Regions from separate parts of the Homo sapiens genome. Here region 1 is linked to region 2. A link is an interaction called in ENCODE POLR2A ChIA-PET data of the cell type or tissue named here. Cell type or tissue: GM12878. All regions are shown on one strand. Each heading gives the region's core, and the rest is flanking DNA. Links, peaks and the distances in the headings are about the cores only. Region 1 overlaps RAPGEF6 (Rap guanine nucleotide exchange factor 6). Region 2 overlaps CDC42SE2 (CDC42 small effector 2).

What was found. Peaks named below come from ENCODE experiments on the same cell type or tissue, not always from the same donor. Only the 100,000 strongest peaks of a DNase experiment are listed, where the experiment ranks them.
Region 1: POLR2A ChIA-PET joins it to region 2 with 5 read pairs; 4 of 35 experiments call an interaction of 5 or more read pairs at or near these places.

What each region holds. Positions count from the first base shown.
Region 1 is chr5:131,494,119-131,498,522 of GRCh38, forward strand. It overlaps RAPGEF6 (Rap guanine nucleotide exchange factor 6), which reads right to left. Exons shown (of 28, transcript NM_016340.6): 12 at 4,325-4,404; 13 at 1,435-1,542. Among named protein-coding and RNA genes, the nearest start is that of RAPGEF6, 140 kb to the right of the region's middle. In GM12878, for the core only: a CTCF peak has its summit at 2,413; a DNase peak (open chromatin) is centred at 2,383; H3K27ac peaks cover 768 bases.
Region 2 is chr5:131,375,270-131,379,673 of GRCh38, forward strand. The region is part of intron 3 of CDC42SE2 (CDC42 small effector 2); the gene reads left to right. Among named protein-coding and RNA genes, the nearest start is that of CDC42SE2, 110 kb to the left of the region's middle. RefSeq lists a silencer at 290-339. In GM12878, for the core only: no CTCF peak of the experiment used is centred there; a DNase peak (open chromatin) is centred at 3,971; H3K4me3 peaks cover 1,158 bases; H3K27ac peaks cover 3,691 bases.

The DNA of each region.
Region 1 (4,404 bases), core at 120-4,119, 120 kb after region 2:
AATCCTTACAACAATCTCAATGAACTAGGAACTACTATCTTTACAAATAACACAACTAAGGCATAAGATCAGGCAATGTCTGAGTTTACAAATCTAGCAAATGGTGGAGCTTGAGCTGTACTCCTAAAACACTATGCTGCATTACTACTTATTTCCTAAAATTTCAAGTTGCTTGAAGGAGGCAACCAAGTCACAGCTCAAAGTTTTATATCTGACAGGGAGTTTAAAATGAATTCACGAACAGCTACTGTGGACTTGGAGGGAATTATCTTAGGTGCTGTACATTTAGAACAGATGAATCCTATATAGAAAGGAAACCTAGAAAGTCAATATAGATTTGATATTTAGGATATGCACTGATAGTGAAACAGAGTTTCAATAGGTGAGGAAAAGAAAATTCTAGCATGGTCTGGATGCAGAACTGGAAAATAAAATAGTCTGATTTGGCTATAATCTAGGGTACACAGGAAAAAGGGCAAAAAGGTAGGCAAGGGACCTGAATATATGGGTGAGGAACTGCTTTGGTAGGAAGTATAGATTACTGACAAAGAAAATAATAGTCATCACATGTGTGTTTTAAAAGCAATCTTTTGGCCACACAGAATGAACTAGAAGAGAAACTAGAACTAGGGTCAGTGAGCAGATTATAATAGATCAGATATATTAAGTCCTAAACTAGGGAGTAAAAAAGAAATGGCTGAGAGAGACCATAAGAAAATATGTGAACATACATGTGTATGACTAAATCAGTGACCTAGGTGACTTTAGCAACTGACTGGAAATCCTGGCCAGGGAATTCAAGAAAAAGAGACTGAGGGTACACATATAACACCAGGTTTATAAGCCTGAGTAACTAAGAGATAAGAATGTCAATACAGAAATGGAAGATTTGGGCCAGGCGCCGTGGCTCAGACGCCTGTAATCTCAGCACTCTGGAAGGCCGAGGCGGGCGGATCACGAGGTCAGGAGTTTGAGACCAGCCTGGGCAATCTGGTGAAACCCTGTCTCTGCTAAAAATACAAAACCTAGCTGGGCGTGGTGGTGCGCGTCTGAAGTCCCATCTACTCAGGAGGTTGAGGTAGGAGAGAATTGCTTGAACCTGGAAAGCGGAGGTCGCAGTGAGCCAAGATTGCACCACTGCACTCCAGCCTGGGCGACAGCGAGACTCCGTCTCAAAAAAAAAACAAATAAATACAATAAATAAATAAATAAATATAAATAAAAAATAAATGGAAGAGTCAGGAAGGAGTGTAAATGTTGTTTTAATTGAGGTGGCAGAGAATAAATGAACAAAAGTCTAGAATACAGATTCGGAAGTTCTAAGAATGGACATTTAAGACACAGGAAAGAATGAAAGCTATTGCTGTTCTGAGTTTGCTAGTGTTGAGGGGGGACCACTACACTCTGAAGAATAGAAATTATTTTGAGCCTTACTGTATCTTCCAGATTTTTTTCAAATTCCTCTAGAAATCGAGTCATAGCAGGGTCACCTTCAAAATCATTAAAATGATTATTTACCCATAATAATACAATCCGTGTCACCTGTGGAAACATAAAAGAGGCAGCATATGGTTATAAGAGGCATTCCTTCTGCACAAGTGGATTCCAAAAGCATGTCTAAAACTCATGAAGAACTGACAACCCTCTTGTTCCCTCCCTTGTGTAAAAAAGGCTCATTCTAACAGAAAGGCATGGTTTAATTTGAGCTTTTGCTTCCCTGTGCACAGAAGTAACAGAGCCAGGACACTGTCCACTCAGTGAGAAGACACAAGCCTGTTTGTTAAGATAAAAGAAGTACACAGAATGTCTATTTCAGGTAGCACCTTAAAATGCAAACTTCATGTCATAAAGCAGGCAATCCTATCAATCAAAAATCCATACCGAAAGCGTTTCCATGGTCAAGAACATGTTTAACCAAAACGGTAACAAAAACAAATCTGAGTCTGGTGCAGTGGCTCACACCTGCAATGCCAGCAACTCAGGTGGCTGAAGCAAGGAGGATCCCTTGAGTCCAGGAGTTTGAGACCAGCCTGGGCATAGCAAAACCCTGTCTCTATAAAAATTAAAAAACAAAACAAAAACCCTTACAAATCTGAAACTTCTTTCATTATAAACACTGTAAATTTTCAAACTGCAGAATCGTTTACTTTGCTTCAGAAAAGTTAAAAATTAACGAATGTAAGCTGATTTGAATAACATGCCTAACAATGTAAGAAATGAGTCATTTTTTTTAAATCGTGGTAGAATCCACATAAAATTCATCATTTTAATGATTTTAAAGTTCATAATTTAGTACCTTAACAATACTGTGTAACCATCACCACTGTCTAGTTCTGAGTTCTGGAACATTTTCATCACTCCAAAAGTAAACCTCAAACTCATTAAGCTTTCACTTCCCATTCTGCCCTCTCTCCAGCCCCTGGCGGCCACTAGTCTGCTTTTCTGTCTATTTGTCTGTTCTGGCTATTCCACATAAATAGAATCATACAATACCTAGCCTTTTGTGATTGGCTTCTTTTACTTAGCTTAATGTTTTCAAGGTTCATCATGGTGTAGTAAGTATTAGTACTTCTTTTCTTCTTATGGCTGAATAATATTTTATTGTACGGCTATACCACATTTTGTTTATCCATGATGGGCATTTGGGTCATTTCTTCCTTTTGGCTATTGTCAATAGTGCTGCTACGAATATTTACGTCAAGTTTTCGTTTGCACACCTGTTTTTAATTCTCTGGGTATTTACCTAGGATTAGAATTGCTGGGCTATATGGTAACCCTATGTTTAACTTTTTGAAGAACTGCTCAAACTGTTTTTTCCACAGAGGTAATACCATTTTACATTCCCACCATCAATGTGTGTAGGGTGGGGGTGGGGAGGAGGGTTCAATGTCTCCATACCGTTGGCAATGTTTGTTACTTTTTCTTTTTTCCCCCTTTTTAAAAGCCATCCTAGTGGGTGTAAAGTGGTATCTCATTGAGGTTATGACTGCATATCTCTATGATTAATGATGCTGAACATCTTTGTCATGTGCCTGTTGGCCATTTACATATCTTCTTTGGAGAAATGTCTATACAAGTCCTTGGTCCATGTTTAAACTGTGCTGTCTTTTCGTTGTTGAGTTGTAAAAGTTCTTTATGTATTTTGGATATTAAACCTTTATCAGATATATAATTTTCTCTTATTCTGTGCATTGTCTTAACTTTCTGGACAGTGTCCTTTGATGCAAAAATAATTTTAATTTTGATGAGGTCCAATTATCTCTTTTTTCTTTTGTTGCTTGTGCTTGGGTATCATATTTTCATATTTGAGAAACCAACGCCAAATCCAAGGCCATGATAATCTACCCCTATCTTTAAGGCATTATAGTTTTAGCTCTTCTGTCTCTGACCCATTTTGGGTACATTTTTGTTTATAGTATAAGGTGGTAATCCATTTTCATTCTTTTGCATATGGATAATTATCACTAAATCATATTCTTGTTCATTTCCAAAGCATGCCTTTATTTTCTTGGCAACCAAGGTAAATATATTTAATTCTAAGAAAAAGGGTGAGAGGTGTGCAAGCCTGTAGTTTTAGATGTTAGTCTCCTAAATAAAAGAATTCTGCAGTTTACCTGCAACTAGTTTATTTCCTTTAAAATATAACTCAAAAAGACACACCAGACAATTATGATCCTACTTTTATTTTCTTGAAACAACTTATTTCTTACCAATTTGTGGAAGTATTACTAGTCTTTCCATTAAATGTGCAAACATATCCCATGAAATAAGCTAATTTATTTAAAATAGTGAACAACATTTAATACAAAAAAATACTCAAAAGGTAGATTTAAATAAGTCACAGGAGAGACATATTAAGGTTTGATAAATTGTTTTCAAATGATTGTGAAGTCTGTAACTCAAGAAAATAAAAATATTCCCATTTTGAAGCTTAAAAGCAATCTGCCCTCTTAAAAAAATGTATTTGATGAATATTCTTTCTAAAATATTAAATCCGTTTTAAAATGTTTTATTGATCTCCAGAAACAATCAAGTATTTCAGTAAAATTCTAAAATACTCTCATGTAACTATTATGTTTCCTGAACCTATAGCTATACCAGAGCTTTATTTCAGTTTTTGCCTTTTAAGGCTCTCGTCCACTTTTAGCATGCTATTCTGTCATAAAAGTAAGCAGAGAATGTTTATACTGATGGTTCAGGTTCATTAATTTTTTTAGGTGTACTGAATCTTATTATCATAATAAACAGGTAATCTATCAACTATAAAAGTTTCATGAATAAAATTTTGGGTTAAAATCACTTTCATGCCCCTTATAAAACCAACCTTATCTCTTAAGCTGTCGATCTTAAACCATTCCAATAGTTTGATCCCAACATCCAAAGGACTTTCAAGAAATGTCCTGT
Region 2 (4,404 bases), core at 122-4,121:
ACTTCTCATCTGTCAAAAGCTGCAAAATACATACTGAGTAGGAAAAGGTTAGTTACCTACTAAACCCTAAAGGACAGATACCGACAGCACCACACTTAAGATTGAATTGTAAATGCATTACCAGCAACTCACCTATTTATTTATGAATATTTCCAACACAAAATATCTTTCCTTTCTGTACTTTGACTTAGATAATTCTCTGCTTATAATACTAGCTGGTTTTGGTTTCTCTGTGGTGATCTATGGTGTGACTCTCATCTCCTCTGGAGAGAGCTCCTTATATAAGCTCTGTCACCTGAGGGCCACTGCTGGCATTCCAGTGAGTGAGCTAAGCTCTAGAAGCCAGACAAGTAGAATTATTTTTCCCACCGTAGAAGATACAGTACAAGTTCATGTATAGAAGAAGTTTATTATTTTCTCAAGTTTTGACCTAAGTATGAGAATTTGGAATCCAAAGTAGGCTATTCAGTTATTGAAGAGCAGATATTTTTCCAGTCTCTGCAGTATCTAAAACCTTGTTTCTCTTTCATTTGTCCCTTAACATATTAGAGATTTTTTTGTCATATTCTTAGAAACTAGACTTCCACAGGCAGTTTTATCAACTCAGATTACCACCCATGGGAAGGCTGAATTCAGCTTCTTTAACATGAATATCCAGGACCTGGACACTGTTAAGACTCCCATCTTGGCCAGGCATGGTGGCTCATGCCTGTAATCTCAGCACTTTAGGAGGCCAAGGTGGGTGGATTAGTTGAGGTCAGGAGTTCGAGACCAGCCTGACCAACATGGTGAAACCCATCTTTACTAAAAATACAAAAAATTAGATGGGCATGGTGGTGCATGCCTGTAATTCCAGCTACTCGGGAGGCTGAGACACGAGAATCGCTTGAACCCAGGAGGCGGAGGTTGCAGTGAGCTGAGATTGCACCACCGCACTCCAACCTGGGTGACGAATGACTCTTGTCTCAAAAAAAAAAACAAAAAACCTTTATTCAATAGAGAGTACAAAGGTGAACAAATGAGGACTTCTGAGCAGTGGCTGAGACAAGAAGTGAGAGTTTGCCAGAGGATCCCAGATTTGAAGGGAAGGTAAAATGTCATATACTGCTATAGAAGGTACTAGCAAATGAGTTCATGGCTTTAAAGTTCTTGGAACTGTGCCTGGTATCTTATAAGTACTCTTTATTACCCACTTTTACTTTTTAAATATTCAGCTGTTAATCTTTATTTTTTAATTTACCTTTGAGGTTCAGGGGGTACATGTGTAGGTTTATTATATAGGTAAACTGAGTCACAGATTACCTGCTGTACAGATAATTTCATCACCCAGGTAATAGGCATAGTAACCATTAGGTCGTTTTTTGATCCTCTCCCTCCTCCCACCCTCTACTCTCAGATGGGTCCTGGTATCTGTTGTTGCCTTCTTTGTGACCATGTGTACTCAATGTAGCTCCCACTTACAAGTGAGAACATGTGGTATTATGTTCCTGTGTTAGTCTGCTTAGGATGATGGCCTCCAGCTCCATCCATGTTGCTCCAAAGGACATGGTCTAGTTCTTTTTTATGGTTGTGTGGTATTCCATGGTGTATATGTACCACGTTTTCTTTATCCAGTCTACCACTGATGGGCATTTAGGTTGATGCCATGACTTTGCGATTGTGAATAGTGCTGTGATGAACATATGTGTACATGTGTCTTTATGGTAGAATGATTTATATTACTTTGGGTATATACTCAGTAAGGGGGTCCTGGGTCAAATGATACTTCTGTTTTTCACTTCTTTGAGAAATTGCCATACTGCTTTCCACAATGGCTAAACTAATTTACATTCCCACCAGCAGTATATAAGTGTTCCCTTTTCTCTGCAGCCTCACCAGCATCTATTATTATTTGACTATATGTAATTTTTTTTTTTTTTTTTGAGACAGAGTCTCTCTCTGTTGCCCAGGCTGGAGTGATGTGATCTTGACTCACTGCAACGTCTGCCTCCCGGGTTCAAACGATTATTGTGTCTCAGCCTCTCGAGTAGTTGGGACTACAGGGGTGTGCCACCACACCTGGCTAATTTTTTGTATTTTTGTAGAGATGGTGTTTCGCCATGTTGCCCAGGCTGGTCTCGAACTCCTGAGCTCAGGCAGTCCGCCCGCCTCAGCCTCCCAAAGTGCTAGGCTTACAGGCGTGAGCCACCACGCCTGGCCTGACTTTTTAATAATAGTCATTCAGCTGTTAATCTTTAGAGCCAGTGTTTTCTATTAACCATTAAGCCATCAATATCACTTGGAATCTTGTTAGATATGCAAATTGAAGCTCCACTCCAAACTTGCTCAATCTGAAAATCTTCTGTGACTAGAGCTCAGAAACCTGTATTTTAACAAACCTTCCAGGGATTCTGATGTACACTGTAGCTTGAGAACCACTGCTTTACAGGTTCTACCCAATATAAAAACTAAAACAGTGTTACCAGTTAAAACCTCTCTAGAGCACACAGCATTTCTATGAAAGAGAGAAAATTAAATCAGCAGATAAGTATTTTTTATGCAGAAATGTAGACTTCATTAGAATTGGCATTACATTGTTTACATCTTCCAAATATAATAGGTTCTTGAGAAATATTTGGCGATAATATTAGATAAGACAAACAATTTTTAGAGAACTGAGCTGACATTGTTTCTTTAAAAAAGCCTTTTATTCATTCAACAGTCATTTATTGTCTACTGTGTGTCAGGCACAGCTACTGTTACAGAACTCTTAGTAGTGTAGGAAAATCAAACTGTAAGCAAGTAAGTTACAATACAATGTTTTAAGTACTATAATTGAATATGAGCCATGTGCTGTGAATGTTCAGAACAGGAAATATCCAACAGCCTCAACTCGGAATGTTTATGTTTGAGCTGGGTCTCAAAGAATGAGTAGGGAGAGACTTGGGGCAAGGGTGTTTCATATAGTTTGTTGACATTACTACCATAAAAGGTATTTTCATTTTTTGTGTCAATGAATATCCACTAGGAAGATCATTTTCATCAAAAAATGTCAAATCCATTTTTTATATTATTACAACTTTTGTTAGCCTTTTTTTCCATACTGTGAACTAGATTGATTAACTTGGAAGCAGCTCACGCACCCAGGGAATCACTGTCACTGGCATCATAGAAAAAAAATACCCACTTGTTTTAGAAATGCCTGGTTCCTAATTACACTGTCAATATTTCAAAAAACTAATGTAGCTTATTTCAGAGGTTCCCAAACTTCTCTTAACGGTTCTGTAATTTTTTTCATGGTGCCTCTAGGCCAAGAGAAATACCGTACAGACTTGTTTATTAACTAATTTGGTACAAACAACTTAGTAAAGATTTATGTCCCAACAACTTATTTGCCTTTAAAAAATAAGATATAAATTGAAAAATATTTTTATTTAATTCTTAAATAACCAGTTACATACTTATGGTGTGTTTGTGCCTGTTGGGATTATACAACTTCTCAAACTGTGGAATCAGACTGAACACCACCACCTTCTTTTCTAGTTCCATACTGACTTTTGCATAGTGCTTGGGTTTTTTTCACAGTAACCACTGAAAACTCAGCTTCACAAAGATATGCTGTTAAAAAGAATGTATGTTCTAATGTTGAAGTTACAAATTATCTGAAGCTGGTAGTTCACTCAGTGTCAAACACACATTGAGCCTCACTGTGTTTCCCTCAAATAGAAAACCCTGGCACCCCTGGGTTTTGCTGGGATGCCCCAAGACACAATTTGGAAATAGTGGGCTTGTTAGATTTAATTCATAGATTTAGGGATTTAGTTACACAACTCAACTGACTTTCTCTAGGTCATAAAGTTGAGTCAGCATAGCTTTCAACCTTTCATTTACTTTGGCCACATTTGCATAAATGATTGCTATTTTATACCCTGAAAGTTCCAGCTTTTTTCACTGTCCCAGATGGCAAGTATTTTCATTTTCTTTATTCACTCTGTATCTGCTTCTAGAACTACCTCAGGCTGTACCATCTTTTACTCTTACTGTAGGCCTTCTGCTAACCTGATGGGACCTGGCCTTCATTTGCTTCTCAGTGACATGTGTTTGCACACTAAGCTGCCCAGAGAATAGTCTTTGGGAAAGTTTTAACTTTTAAGTGATGATGTAATTACTGTTTTCTAGAAGCTACAGTTGATCCATATGCCAGAAATGTGAGGGAGGTAGATATAGTATGGTTATATACATATTGTTTAGATAAGGATGCAAATAAGGTTCTCACAGTAGCAAATCCTTTGAAATTAACCTGCTTCTCGCCTCCTTGGATATACTCCAAATTGTTTAGTTCATTATCTTTAATAATTATGATGTAATTATGTAAAAAGTTATGGGAAGAGACATTTTGCCTAATGTCCCCTCCACACTAACATA